2 separate regions of the Mus musculus genome follow, and region 2 is linked to region 1. Evidence: chromatin contacts called from ENCODE Hi-C or POLR2A ChIA-PET data. All regions are on one chromosome and are shown on one strand. The core of a region is the stretch at or near the end of the contact, and the rest is flanking DNA. Distances in the headings are between cores, read along the strand shown.

Region 1 (7,053 bases), core at 366-2,865:
TACCTGTGTCGTAAAGACCAGGCTTGCTCCCAACACTCGCTTTCACATCCCACCTAAGAGCATCATAGGTAAAGATGTTTTGTTTTTTTTTAAAATAACAATGTACACACTAGTGACCCTGGTGAATAGTTCTAAAAGACAAGTATTGTAAAGTTTTATATGCCAAGCTAGTGTTATTGAGTATTCCTAACAAGGTCAAAGTAAATCAAATGAGCAGGCATCCTAAGGTTCAGAGTACCCTCAAATGTCAAATGCTGTATGGCTGTTAGGATTGGTTTTGCATGGCTGCCGTTACCCTTCCTGAGGAGAAAGCTTTGATACTACAGGGCAGCGGAAATGTTTTCTGGTCCATCTGCCCTCATGAAGAAGAGGAAGAACAGGTTGGCAGGTGTGTACGATTGGGCAGATTCCTTCTCCAGCTGTTCTGACCTGAGAATCCACTGGCTAAGACAAGTAGCCACACCTGAGCCATCCAGGAGGTAGAGTTTAACTTTGCTAAGCCACCATCACTACAGCACTGGGTTCACACACCATCACTCCAGCCGACAGAACTCACTGTCCTTGAGAGACGCTCTCTCAGAAAGGGGTAGCTGCAACTATCATGAGCTAAAATGCATAAATGGGACATACAGCTTGCTACAAGCAGGCCATCATGACACCAGTTCATGGTGTGTCAAGATTTTCATCCTAAATAACTGATCTGAGCACCCATTAGCTGGTCACAAACTTATTGGACTTGTTTATAGAATTAACTAGGTGAGTTCAGAAGACACTAAGTGGAACAGCTTTCAGAAACCAAGAAGGGGAATTTTCCCGTCTGCTCAGGCACACATAACATTTCTTATCTTTCTCATTCACGTTTTGACACACGTTTCAGACCTTGTGTGGTAGTTCAAGCCTGCTTAGTAGCTTCCAGCTCTGGTACCAGACCCGAGTGACAAGCTGGCATTTTCATAGGTTTAATTTCAGAAACTGTAGTGTACCATTTTCTACTTTTCTAACCTCTTCGCCCTTCTTGTACTTTTAGGATATCCTATTATTCGCTTCTCTTCTCTTCATAATGTTAGGAGAAAGTAAGAATGAGCGACTATCTGTAAATAGGACACTTTAAAGGTTTTCATTTTAATCTCTGTTTTCGACGCACAGGCGTGCCAAACAAGCTTTCGTGAGGATCTACCGGGTTCAGCCTAGGTAGGACCTGAAATTTTCCGTTAACTAGAAGAAGTATCCCTTCATCTGCTGACCCGCTTTTCACAGCAGGTGTGTTTCAATTTCGAGAACTTCAAACAGGTCTCTGGACGGCAAAGCTAGCAGCCCACAAACATTGCCCCGGCGATGCTCAGGGGTTTGGGTCTCTACGACTAAAGCCCGCCTGCCTATGTCCGAAACTACCATCTTATTGGTCTATCCGTGCGTCTGTTTCCTCATTAAACCAATCATAGCTTCCCTTCTTACCCCAGGGACTTGAGAAACCGGAAAGAACCTCCGGCTGGTCGCTGGCCAGAGGGCGGGGCCGTGAATGAGTGACAACTCTGTCTTCCAATACCCAGCGCTATCGGTTCTGACCATTTTGGCTTCTAGGCTACAAAAGAGCGTTGATGCCGGCTGTAGCGATGAATCCTCACTGGCGTCTGCAGCACGGCGTTACCGAGGACCGGCTGCTACTGGTAGTTTCCTTGCAGGTGAGTGGCTTCGTTGTAATTGTTACAGTTGTGAGGATTTCTTTTCTTTCATGAGTGGCTTGCTGTTCTATCGTGAGAAGGCCGGTTGCTACCTTGCCCGGCTTTAGTATCTGGTGGGAACCTGATGCCCGCTTCAAGCGAGACCCTCCCGAGTACCCCAGCTCTCAGCTGGCCCTTTCTCAGCGAGCATCTCTCAGGAACAGTGAGTTCTGTCGGCTGGAGTGATGGTGTGTGAACCCAGAGCTGTAGTGATGGTGGCTTAGCAAAGTTAAACTCTACCTCCTGGATAGCTCAGGTGTGGCTACTTGTCTTAGCCAGTGGATTCACTGGAAGGAAGCAGGTGTAGGGCGAAGGCAGACCTTGATCCTAAAAGTGTAAGTTAAGGGGGGAAATATCATGGAAGGCAAAGAGGTTGTTGCATATTCAGGAGTCTCAGGAACCATATTCCGGGTTCAGGGGAACACTACCCCCTCCCCAGCACACACGCGTGCACGCCCGACCACCACTATCATGGCCAAAAAGTGTCATTTCTTTTTGTGCTAAGGGGTAGGAGCAAGTATTTCACTACAGTAAGTCAAAAGAAATGCAAAATTGTAATGAAGTTTATTATTAGACTTTGCAGGATGGAGCCCCCCCCCCCAAATTAGGAAGGGTTTATAGCCCGTGAATGGGGGAAATGGTTCTAGAATATTAACTAACAGAATTCCGACGCCTTCGGGAGGAAATAAAAAGTAAATGGTTACATTTCAGCAGCAGGTACAAACGTTTCTATAATAAAAGTCGTGTTAGTTTGTCTGTAAAACTGAATTTTCACATTTTTTTAAAAGAATTGTTTATTTTATGTATATAAGTACATTGTAGCTGTATTCAGACACACCAGAAGAGGACATCTGATCACTTTACAGATGGTTGTGAGCCACCATGTGGTTGCTGGGAATTTAACTCAGGACCTCTGGAAGAACCGGCAGTGTTCCTAACCTCTGAGCCATCTCTCCAGCCCAATTTTCACATTTTTTTCAAGACTGTTTTATGTGTATGATTTTTTTGCCTGAATGTATGTATGTGTACTCTGTGTACGCCTAGTGTCCATGGACCACCCCCCCCCCCCCGGAACTGGAGCAAATGTCTATGAGCCCCCCTGCAGGTGCTAGGAAGGGAACCCAGTTCCTCTGGAAGAGCAGCCAGTGCTCCTGACCACTGAGCCATCTCTCCAGCCCAGTTTCCACATCGTTTAAAAAGGCAGAAGTTACATTTCTAAGGCCCATGCCTTTATTAAAGGCTATGTAAAATTAAAGATAATTAGACAATTTTTCACTATCATGTCTACAAGGAAACTCTCACTGTATTGACCTCTGTATGAAGTCTATAGCAAATAAAAGTGTCCGGCTTCAAGGACATATTCTTTTGTGCCCATATTTAAACTGAACCAAACTAACCAGATCATTGTAAAAAAAATATTTTTTTAAAGGAGAGTATAGAAATCTAGTATAGCCCCCCAAAATTGTCATCTTTAATCTCATTACTCAGAGGCAACTGTTAAGTGTTTGGCTATTTTGTGTTAAGTTTCTCTTCCTCTTCACCTTTTATGGTTTGTGAGATTAATAGGGTTGTTTCACTTTATGAAGTGGTTGGTACATCTAACTTCATAATCCATGCATCTAACTCTGCATGCCTAGAGAACAGAGGGCAACATGCTTGCACTGGTGGCTTCTCGGATGTTCTTGGAATTGAAGCCAAGCGTGAGGCGGTGTTTGGAGAAAGAGAGCGAAGGGATTGACATCTGGGCATGGTGCCTTGCTCCTGTAATCCCAGGATTTAGGAGGTTGAGGCTGGAGGATTGCTGCAAGACCGTGGCCAGCCTGGGCCACATAGCCAGAGCCTGGATCCAAAGATATCAATAGCAAAACCCTTCCATTTAGAAAGACATGGCAATAAACTACTTTATAGAATGTGAATGTAACATCGACTTTACTAACGTGTTTGGACTGCACACTCTAATAGTATTTGGTGTGCTTCTAGGACTGCATAATTCATTCCGCCTTCCCCTTCTCGCACATTCGATTGCTGCTTGCTCTCTCCTGCTCAAGTCTCCTGTTTAACCTTTCCCTTCACGTTACTTTATTCCTCGATTTCATGTCTAGCCATACCATTAGCCCAGTAGAATCACTTTGACAGGCCTGTGGTCTGTACCAATCTGCATGAGTGAGCTAAATCCCAGTCCTTTCTACCTCTGTTTGCTAGAGTACCTCACCACAATTAATTTTATATTTCCTAAGGGAGTAATGCTTTTGTTATAACTTAGTGTTCAAAGAATTGAATGTATTCATTCTCCAACCGTGAGTCAGCTGCTAAACAGTGCTCCAGCGCAGGCTTTTGTGAGCTTTTGGGATTTGATGGACACAGTTTGTATTGACAAGCCTGCCACCCTAGAGCAGTAACTGGGGAGAGAAAAGAAGACTCTTGAGTGGGCGGTGCCCACACTGCTGATTGCTAGCAGGGTGTAGCAAGTACCTCGGCTCAGGCAAAGTCAAATCTCACGACTACACACGTGTAACTCTTTCATGTAAAGAGGGCTCTACCTGCTGTAATTTGCTGCTTTTGTAACCCTGTGTGTGTGTGTGTGTGTGTGTGTGTGTGTGTGTGTGTGATGTAAGGTTTTTGTGAGAGATGCCTGTGAGTGGCAGAGTCTGCTGCAGGGGTGTTCTTAGCACTTCACACACAAGTGGGAAAGTTACCACATCACCACATCAACTTTTAGGGAAGTAATAGTGGGATCTCAAGTGCTGCCAGGACTCAGTTTATGTTTAAACAGCCTGAGTCTGGGGAAGGTGTGTCTTGTTAAGACACTTGAAACCCTAAGGAATTAAATGCTGGGTTTCATTTGCCTCTTTCCTTTGTAATTGATGAGAGGCATCAGTAGTCTTTCTCCTTGTCCTCAAATACAGCCAGCTCATCTTCCGTAAGGCTAGCTGCCTCGTACAGTGGGGAGTAATGGTTGCTGAGAACTGTACAGTGAGGATCTGTACCAAGGAAAATCTCAGAGTACTCTGAGATGGGTTTTAAATGTTTAATCCTTAAGAGTAAGTTCTAGATTTGAGAGATTCTGGCCCCAAGTCCCTTATTTGATATTACTTGACATATTATGGTTAGTTTGAAAATGGGAGAAGTAGAAGTTTGGGCTTCTCTTTACCCTGTGACTTAACTGTCTCTTCCCCGAGTTCTGATACAAGAGTCTTAGGCGAACTTAACTTTTCAAACGCCGAGGGAGGGAGGAAGCAAAGTCCCATCGCTGTTAATTTGTAAACAGATGGAGGAAATAACATGCAAATGTGGGCCATGCGGCAGACCCAAGGGCAGACCCGAGGGTTTTACGTGCCTGTCACTCAGCCTGTCAGCTCTTTCTGTTTCTGCTTTGTCAAGAGAATTGAAGTTTGAAGCACAGCTTCATGGTGGCATTTATAGGGAAAAAAACTTTGGTGTCATAATCTAGATGGAATTTCAACATATAGAATATATGGAATATAGAGATGAAATTTCAAGATATAATGAAAGGTCTTCGTTATAACTGGCAAAAGGTCTTTTGAATTACCTGATTTTTTTTTTTTTTCCTGTACTGCTAAGACAACTGGTTAGGTCCTGCTCCTGAGCAAATCTACATTCACGTTTAGTGTACTGCAACATGATTTACAAAGAGGGTATGTCAAACGAGAGCCCATGTTTGTGGGAGGCTAACAAGTGAATCATTTCCCCATAGTTCTCCCCCCACTCCCCCCCTCGAACCTGTTCCTAAATACTGAATTAAGCACAGACTGGGTACTCTGACTTCAGTGTGCTCAATGCTGACTTATGTGAGGAATAAAACAACTCTGAATGGGATTCCATTCCCCAGGGCACTTTGCAGTTCTTTCTGGCTAAGGGTACAAACTGGTGGTTTGGCTTGTTTGTTTTGTTTTGTTTCATTTCCTTGAGACAAGGTCTCACTTATAAGCTGGCTATTTTATAATGTTGGGAGCACATCCATGTATGGGGTCTAGCTAAGCAGGGATTTGCACACCAGAGCCTTCTGGATATATATATATATATATATATATATAAATTCCACAAGATATAAATGGATTTTTTTCATTTTAAATTGTTGAAATTAGCCTACTGATAACAATAGATCATGTGAAAATGATATGAGATTCTAATTTTGATGCCACCATCAAATTATATCACATTTACTCACGTGTTGCGTACAGATACTTGCAGCTACAGAGACAAAATTGTACAACTGTACATATTATGACAGAGATCATATAGTCTGCAAAGCTAAAAAAAAATTGACTGCTTAGATTTTTACAGGGAATATTGCCAGCATCTTAAACAAACTACAGTTTCTTTCTCACTTATCTTTATTCCTTTCCAGCAGCTGTCTTCTTGGCCCAGGTTGTCACTGTATGTCACCAGGGTTTCCTGCAAAACCCCCCACAGCTAATATTTAGACTTCTCTGTGAGCGTGAATGCTTCCTGGCCCTCAAATGTGTGCCATTAAACCTCTAATGAGGTCTCAGTGTTTACATAAGAGTCGGCATTCTTTGGCACAAGGTCCTCCTTGAGCCTCTATTCAGTTTTATCTTTCTAGCCTCGTCTCCGCCTACTTCCTGATTATACCCTATGACAGAGTGACCATATAATTTTCCAAATGGGACACCTAGGTGTGAAAGGGGCCTTAGTAATAATTATGTTGGGGAAGGAAAAAAAAGCATAAAGCAATAGTGTTTTAGGCAAATCAGAGGGAATAGTCAGCTACTTCTAGTTCTCGCCATTTTGAATGGGCCTCCTGTTCTCTCTGCACCTGTTCCTGATTGTTACCTTAGGCCAGAACTCCACTTCTCTTTTAATCAACTTAAATTTAAATATCTTTCCAAATCCACCCTCTGTAATGCTGTGTCCATGGAGGGAGAGATGCTTTCTCTTTCCTCTTCCTCTTTTTTTAAGAATAAAGAACCTCTGCCAGTGTGACTTACTTTTCCTTGTTAGTGACACAGTGGCAAGTGCACACAGTCAGCCTTCCTCACTGCCGCTCTGAAGGCACAGTCCAGGCTGGAGCCTGTTTTCCTCACAGGCTGACCATTGTGCTGGGCCCAAGTGGCATCGCTGCACGTTTGGAAAAGTGAATCAATCGACTGTGCTGGGAAGGCTGGTGAGGGCTTGGCTTGCAGAATGTGAATCATTCCCTTTAACGTGTTGAAAGGAGTGAGAAAAAAAAATGAGGTTTCGAGGTTTGAGGCCAGAGCCTGGGGTTCCAGTGTGGCAGTGCAGCAGAGTGGTTCAGGGCATGGGTGTTTCCTTGGGGACAACTGAGACTGACTTGTACTTCTGCCACCTA
Region 2 (7,256 bases), core at 524-3,023, 430 kb after region 1:
TCTCTGTGCAGCCCTGGCTATCCTAGAATTCACTCTGCAGCAGAGACTGGCCTCAAACTCAGAGATTCACCTACCCCTGCCTCCTGAGTGCTGGGAAAGAAGGGAGAAGTGCACCACCACTGCCAGCTCCAGCTTTGTATATAGTTTATATATAAAATATATATAACGTTTATAGTCCTTAAAATGCCACACAAGTTTACATGCTTAAAACCAAAAGGACATAGAACTGGGGAAAACCAATCAGATGATCTCTACAGATCATAAGACACTGGGGATGGGGAAACAGTCAAAAGCAAGAAGTACCTGGATTGTGTAGACAAGATAAAAGCGGAACAGGCTGGTTTTCAGTTTGTTGATGGTAGGTCGATAGATATCCTCCAAGCGGCTGAAGAGCCTGCGTTCCAGGTAGCTCCAATAATCCCGAAGGGCAGCCAAGTCGTAAACCTGCATCAACTGTTGCAGCTGGTCCACAATCTTGTCCACCTGAGGGGAGACAGACAGAAGGAAATTCTCACCTCACTATACATCGTATAGTTTCATCTTCTTCCTATGGCTCCCAGATGTAAAAACATATAGTCCAGTTGGCAATCTATAAAATCCCCAAGATATGTTAGCATACTAGCTTTCAAGTTATTTTCTCATGCTAGATACAGGACTTGGTGCTCTGGCAAGCTCGGAAATTCCAGAAAGCAAGAGCTTTGGCTCCAGGTGTTGAGTCTCCTTGACCAACTTGGCAATGTCACTTCAACAGCAGTCTTGATTGCCTCACACTGTAAAAATAAGTAAGAGCCAATGAGCCAGAGACAATTGCCAGGGTCCTCGTCCCAGCTCCACAGTTTCTGAATTCCAAGAGACACAGTGATTACTGGCTCCCTGCGGGTCATCAGAGTCCCACCTGAGCCTCAGTGGCTGCTGCCTTCAGTCAAAGACAATCACACCATGACAGTGTTTTGAATACCACTGCTGTCTGGAGTAGGGAAATGCTTTGCTTTGCCACCAAGCAACCAATAAACTCGAAAGGTAGAAACCAATATCCTAACTTCCTTCTGATGCGCCAACAACTAGCTCACCACCTCCCTCAATCCATCTGCCCAAGACCAATTTAACTCTGTACGTGCAAACATACAAATCATAAGCAAAGAAATCCCAAGCGCCTCTCAGTGGAAACTAGTATCAGAGAACTTTGTGCTTCAAAGCAGAAGGGAATCTTCCAATGATTCCCTGATGCCATTCTTACAATCTACCTCCCAGACCTGAACCCAGTCTTCTGGGCGCAGCCCCCTTTGCTCCCGCTTCTTCCATCAAAATTCAGACTTGCGCTCAACCATGGCTCTTAAAGTGTTGTAACCACGCCGGCCAGCCATTGGCTAGCACCTGCTGAGAGGCTGGCATGGAGTGAAGCCCTGTACCGGGAACCAGGGACCTGAGTCCCGATGCTCCTGACTCACTCACTGAGCAACTTCGGGCATGTCACGACCATCTCCGGCCCTCAGTTCCTCCTATGTCAAGCGAGGGCCAGACCGGAGACGCCTTCAGTCCCCTACCATGCAGTGACAGCGCCGCCCTCGCCCCGGAGGGCAGGGTTGGAGCAGGAGGCCCGCCCCCCGAGCCGCCTCCGCCGCCCCTGCCGACCCCTCACCCGGAACCCCTTCTCTTTGTCCGCCTTGATCTCCGCATCCAGCTGCCGCAGTGTGTGCGTGAAGCCACGGAAGAGCAGGTACTCCCGGACCAGCTCGTCTGTGCGCTCCACCGCCTCCGCCATCGCTGCGCGCGCGCGCTGCAAAAGACCCGAGCCGCTCAGGGCGGAGGGGCGGGGCTTGGAGCGACGGGGCGGAGCCTATCTCGGGCGCCTCGTACGTCACGCCACGCCCAACCTACCAACCTTGCGCTCCGCCCCGCCCCGCAGGCGCCCCGCCCATCTCCCCCTGTAGCCCCGCCCCTCCCTACTCTCAGCCAGCTCCCGGGCGTCTCGGCTTGCTGAAGTTTTCTGGTGATACAGAGTGTGTCCTGAGTTGCTAACACTGATGCCTCGATCCAAGTAAAGTAAAGCTGGACCTTGCGAACCTTCCACATATTCACAGGGCGGGGAGGGAGTGATGTTCCCAGCTTATTGGCATGACACTGCAGAATCTTTTGTCCTCTATCCTCCTCTTACAAAAGGAGAAAACTCGAGCCCCAACAGGTAAAGTGGCCAGTGTGAAGTCAACTCATAAAAGTCCAGCTTGGACCTCTTTTCTTTTCTTTTCTTTTCTTTTCTTTTCTTTTCTTTTCTTTTCTTTTCCTTTCCTTTCCTTTCCTTTCCTTTCCTTTCCTTTCTTTTCTTTTCTTTTCTTTTCTTTTCTTTTCTTTTCTTTTCTTTTCCTTCTTTTTTGGCCAGGGCCTCACACACGCTAGGCAAGCACCCTACCGCTGAGCTGCTTTTGGGTTTTGTCACAGTCTCACTAAATTGACCACACAGATCTTGAACTTGCAATAAAAAAAAAATCCCCACCACCAGTCCTGTCTAGCCCTGAGTTCCTGAGTAAGAAGGGTAAACTATACCAACCAAGATGTACCACTTAGAGAAATTTTAAAAAAGGCAAGTTTCAGAAGGGTGTGACCTATGGTCCCAGTTTCTTGTTAGTTTTTTCAATTAATTGTGGTTTTGTGAACAGTTTTTAAACTCAGGAAAATTGTAAAACAACCTATATTTTATTCTCTGAAGGACTTCCAGTTCCTTTTGCCTTCTTTCTTTTTCTTGTTTAGAAAATTATTTGAAGTTTTTACAAGGCATACATACACATTTTGCCTTATTTCTTCATCTTTGAGAGAGCACTGATAATGTCCACCAGGCACAGTCATAATGACGATTTGATAAGATAGTGCATGAAGACCAGGCGTGGTGGTGTATACTCTGGAGACAGAGCTAGGCAGGTCTCTGTGAGTTCAAGGCCAGCCATTCTTAATTAAAAAAAAAAAAAAAAAGCCGGGCATGGTGGTGCACGCCTTTAATCCCAACACTCGGGAGGCAGAGGCAGGCGGATTTCTGAGTTCGAGGCCAGCCTGGTCTACAAAGTGAGTTCCAGGACAGCCAGGACTACACAGAGAAACCCTGTCTCAAAAACACCAAAAAAAAAAAAAAAAAGGCATCAAAAAGATCAAATTATTTATGTGTATACACACACACATACATACACACACACACACACACATACACACATGGGTGTGGGTATCTATGCCCTTGTGGGGGCCCAAAGAGAGTACTGGGTGTCTTTCTCCACTTTTTCCTTTAGAAACAGGGTCTCTCCCTGGAACTGGGGCTCTCATTTTCACGGCTAGGCTGGAGGCCAGCAAGCCTCCACAGTCCCTTATGTCTGCCCGCCTCAGAGCTGAGGTTATGCTTGTTTATAGGGACATCCAGCTTTATACATGGGTGCTAGGGCCCAAACTCTGATCTTCATGATTATGGAGCAAGCAGTCTTAACTACTGTGCCATCTCTCCAGCCTCAAGATTGTATTATATATATAAACATATAAATATATAAAATTATTTATATAGAATGTATAGTACATTGATTTTTATTATATTTATATATAATATAAATACATTTTATATAATATATTATTTATATATAATACATACATATATTATATATTATGCAATATATAATATATTATACAAGGTATAATATATATTTATATAATAGTTAAATATAAATTTTTACTTATATATTGTATAAATATAAAATATATTTTTTACATATTTATATTATATAATGAATGAGAAGCAGTCTCTCTGTGCCCTCTCATACACCCCTTGTTCAATCTGAAATGTCTTCAGGCACTCACATTAGCTGCCTTTTCTCCCTCCAGCGTTTGTTCAGATGTCATGTCTCAGTTTTTGTCTGCTTTCCTAACAAAGTGTCACGAACTGGGTGGCTTTGAAAGGACTTAGTTCTCATAGTTCTGGTGCCCAGAAAGTTAAAAATACAGGCTCGGCTGTAGCACAGATTTTAGGATCAAAGACCGGGTCCGTGTCCCCCCCCCCCCCCGTCCCCCGTCCCCCGTCCCCGGTCCCCCGTCCCCCGTCCCCCCCCCCCCCGCAGCTCTGTTGAGCTAAGTTCCATCCTCTATGGTATAATAATAATAATTAATAAGCAGAGAAAGGAGATTTGTTCAGCGTAGCCATCTTGAAAAGAGGAATGAATTTTTCTAAAGACCCAGTGGCCCACAGATCTGCTCTCTTGACATGAGGTTAAGGTTTAAGTAGACGGCAAGATGTGTGCCTAAGTAAGCACCTCCCGGTCAATCGTGGTCCAGGACATCATTGGCCCTCACTGCCTCAACTCCAGCCTTTTCCTGCAAGTGTTCTAAGTTGTCAGAAATTAGTGAACTCTCTTCCCAGGAGAGAACTTCCTCTTATGGCTGACACCAGATCCCAACCTCCCCGCAGCACGAGGTTGCCAGGGAAATACCAATTCCCTGGGAACCATTGTGTCAGTAGTCTGATAGCAAAGGAAGAGACACACAGGAGTGTCCCTCTTTAGGATATACATTCCTTCCTACACCAGGGCAGTCACACCAGGAGATTCTTAAAAGCCTCACCTTCCAAGCCAGGCAAGTGGTGGCAGTGCACACCTTCAATCCCAGCACTTGGGAGGCAGAGGCAGGCGGATTTCTGAGTTCAAGGCCGGCCTGGTCTACAGAGTGAGTTCCAGAACAGCCAGGGTTACACAGAGAAACCCTGTCTCACGCGGGGACGTGGCAGGGGCGTGGTGGGGGAGCCTCATCTCCCAACACACTGGGGATTGGGTTTCAGCTTACAACATTCAGACCAGAGTAGTCAGCTTCTTAGAGAGGCTTCTCTGACTGCCCTCAAAATAGCATTGAACAGCCGGGTGTGGTGGTGCACGCCTTTAATTCCAGCACTTGTGAGGCAGAGGCAGGCGAATTTCTGAGTTCGAGGCCAAGCCTGGTCTACAAAGTGAGTCCCAGGCAGTCAGGGCTACACAGAGAAACCCTGTCTCAAAAAAAAAAAAATTTCATCAATTAATGCAATTAATGACTTGTCTGTCTCTCCTTCCATTAAAACATACGCTTGATAGATGGGAGGAGAGATTATCATCTGTCTTATTTATTATGATATCTTTAGAGCGCAAAATAACATTTGGCTCATAGCCCATACGCAATAAACATTTACTGCGGGCAATATCAATTAGGGCCAGCCACCTTCAGGCAAGCCCATTCTTGGAGAAAAACTGAGGAAACAGAGAGATACAGTCTCAAATGGAAACCCAACCAAGGAGGTTTGAGCAGCCAACATGGGGACCCAGAACAAAGTCCTGGTACCTGACTCCCACAGATGCATCTGATAACATCTTTATACTGATGCCTACGAAATATCCCTTCCAGGCCAGGCCTCTGTCCTAAACTCCTACGTGATTTCCCAAGGACATTTCCACATGTCTATCCCATAGGTGTCTCTAACTGAAAAGCATGGATGGAGACTGTAAGTTCTAACCTGTGATTGAGGCTTACAAAACTATAGATGAGAAAACAGAATGCAATAACCACACTGTGAGGATCTGACCCAGAGAAGGAAGACATCTTTCACATTATAAACCAGTACACATGGGCTAGAGAGATGACTCAGCAGTTAAGAGCATTGGCTGCTCTTGCAGAGGACCCAAGTTCAGCGTCTAACAGGCACATAGAGGCTCACAGGCATCTGTAACTTGGGTTTCAGAGGTTCCAGTGAAACTCTTCTGGCCTCAGTGGGCACCAGGCACATACACGGTACACATACATATGTGCAGGTATTCATACACACAAATAAAAATAAATGAATCTCTAAAATAAAACTGTATACAAATGTCTATTCATCATAACCAAAAAGACTGGACATACTCTAGATGTCCTTTGACAACATGAGTAATTCATAGGATATCTTTGAAAATGTGAAATGTAGACATAAAGAAAACGTACCCCTGGTTAATGGTTGAGGGACACGAGAAGCCAGGGGAGTGTTAGCATGTAAGGGGCAATGCAAGGCAATGCAAGGGGTTCATATGGTAGAACTGGGCTGCATCATGGCTGCTTGTGGATGCACATGTGTGTGAAGAAACACATACATGCCAACACATAGAGATCTCACTAAAACCATTAACTTAAAAATATCAATATTGTGACTATGCTATATTGTGCTTTATTTTTATAAGATTTTATAAGCAAGGAAAAACAAATAAAGATTACACAAGTCTTTCTGTATTATTCTTTGGGGTTGCACATTAGTAGTTATTCTAAAACCATACATTTAAGGGTAGGCATGTTTGTGTGTGCTTGTGTTCCAGCATTCACAGGTGCACCTGTGTGTTGAGGTCAGAGGTCAATGTCAAATGTCTTCCTCAATTGCTTCTTCACCTCATTTTCTTTGAGACAGGCTCTCTCACTGAGCCTGGAGCTCACCAGTTGGCTAGACTGAACAAGCCACAGGTATCCTGCCTCTACTTCCTCGGAGCTGGGATTACAAGCATGGACCACCACGTCTCAGCTTCTTGTGTTTGTACAGCAAGCACTATACTAGCTGACCCACTGCCCCATCACCATTAAAAGTATAGATTCTAGCTGCAATACCATTACTTTAGGTGACTTTTTTTTTTTTTTTTCCGAGACAGGGTTTCTCTGTATAGTCCTGGCTGTCCTGGAACTCACTCTGTAGACCAGGCTGGCCTCGAACTCAAAATTCTGCCTGCCTCTGCCTCCCAAGTGCTAGGATTAAAGGCGTGTGCCACCACTGCCCAACTTTAGGTGACATTTTTATACTCTGTATATGAACATACATAAAATTATTAGCAGTTATTGGTTGCAGGTAATGGACATACTATATTTGTGGGTATACCTGAATTTTGATATTTTCTAACATTGTTCAAATTCCTTACTACAAATATATATTCAGCTGGATTTATAACTATAATGAATGAAATATTATCTTGAAGATTTATTTATTTTATGTATGTGAGTACACTGTCACTGTCTTCAGACACACCAGAAGAGGGCATCAGATCCCATTATAGATGGTTGTGAGTCACCATGTAGTTGCTGGGAATTGAACTCAGGACTTCTAGAAAAGCAGGCAGTGGGGCTGGAGAGATGGTTCAGTGGTTAAGAGCACTGATTGCTCTTCCAAAGGTCCTGAGTTCAATTCCCAGCAACCACGTGGTAGCTCACAACCATCTGTAATGTGATCTGACACCCTCTTCTGGTGTGTCTGAAGACAA

The links. Hi-C counts contacts between places; a loop is a spot of excess contacts on that map. ChIA-PET counts read pairs that join two places held with the same protein, here RNA polymerase II (POLR2A).
Region 2: a loop to region 1 is called in a map of heart, with 2.6 times the contacts of the local background. The contact joins the promoter of Wdr91 here to the promoter of Bpgm in region 1. A Hi-C loop is called at or near these places in 1 of 37 maps with a recorded cell type or tissue (heart). POLR2A ChIA-PET finds 5 or more read pairs at or near these places in 2 of 5 experiments (Patski and embryonic stem cell).

Annotation. Positions count from the first base shown.
Region 1 is chr6:34,474,741-34,481,793 of GRCm38, forward strand. Bpgm (2,3-bisphosphoglycerate mutase) reads left to right here and starts at 1,616. Exons shown (of 3, transcript NM_007563.5): 1 at 1,616-1,682.
Region 2 is chr6:34,909,058-34,916,313 of GRCm38, forward strand. Wdr91 (WD repeat domain 91) reads right to left here and starts at 1,774. Exons shown (of 15, transcript NM_001013366.1): 1 at 1,640-1,774; 2 at 304-483. The coding sequence starts at 1,762.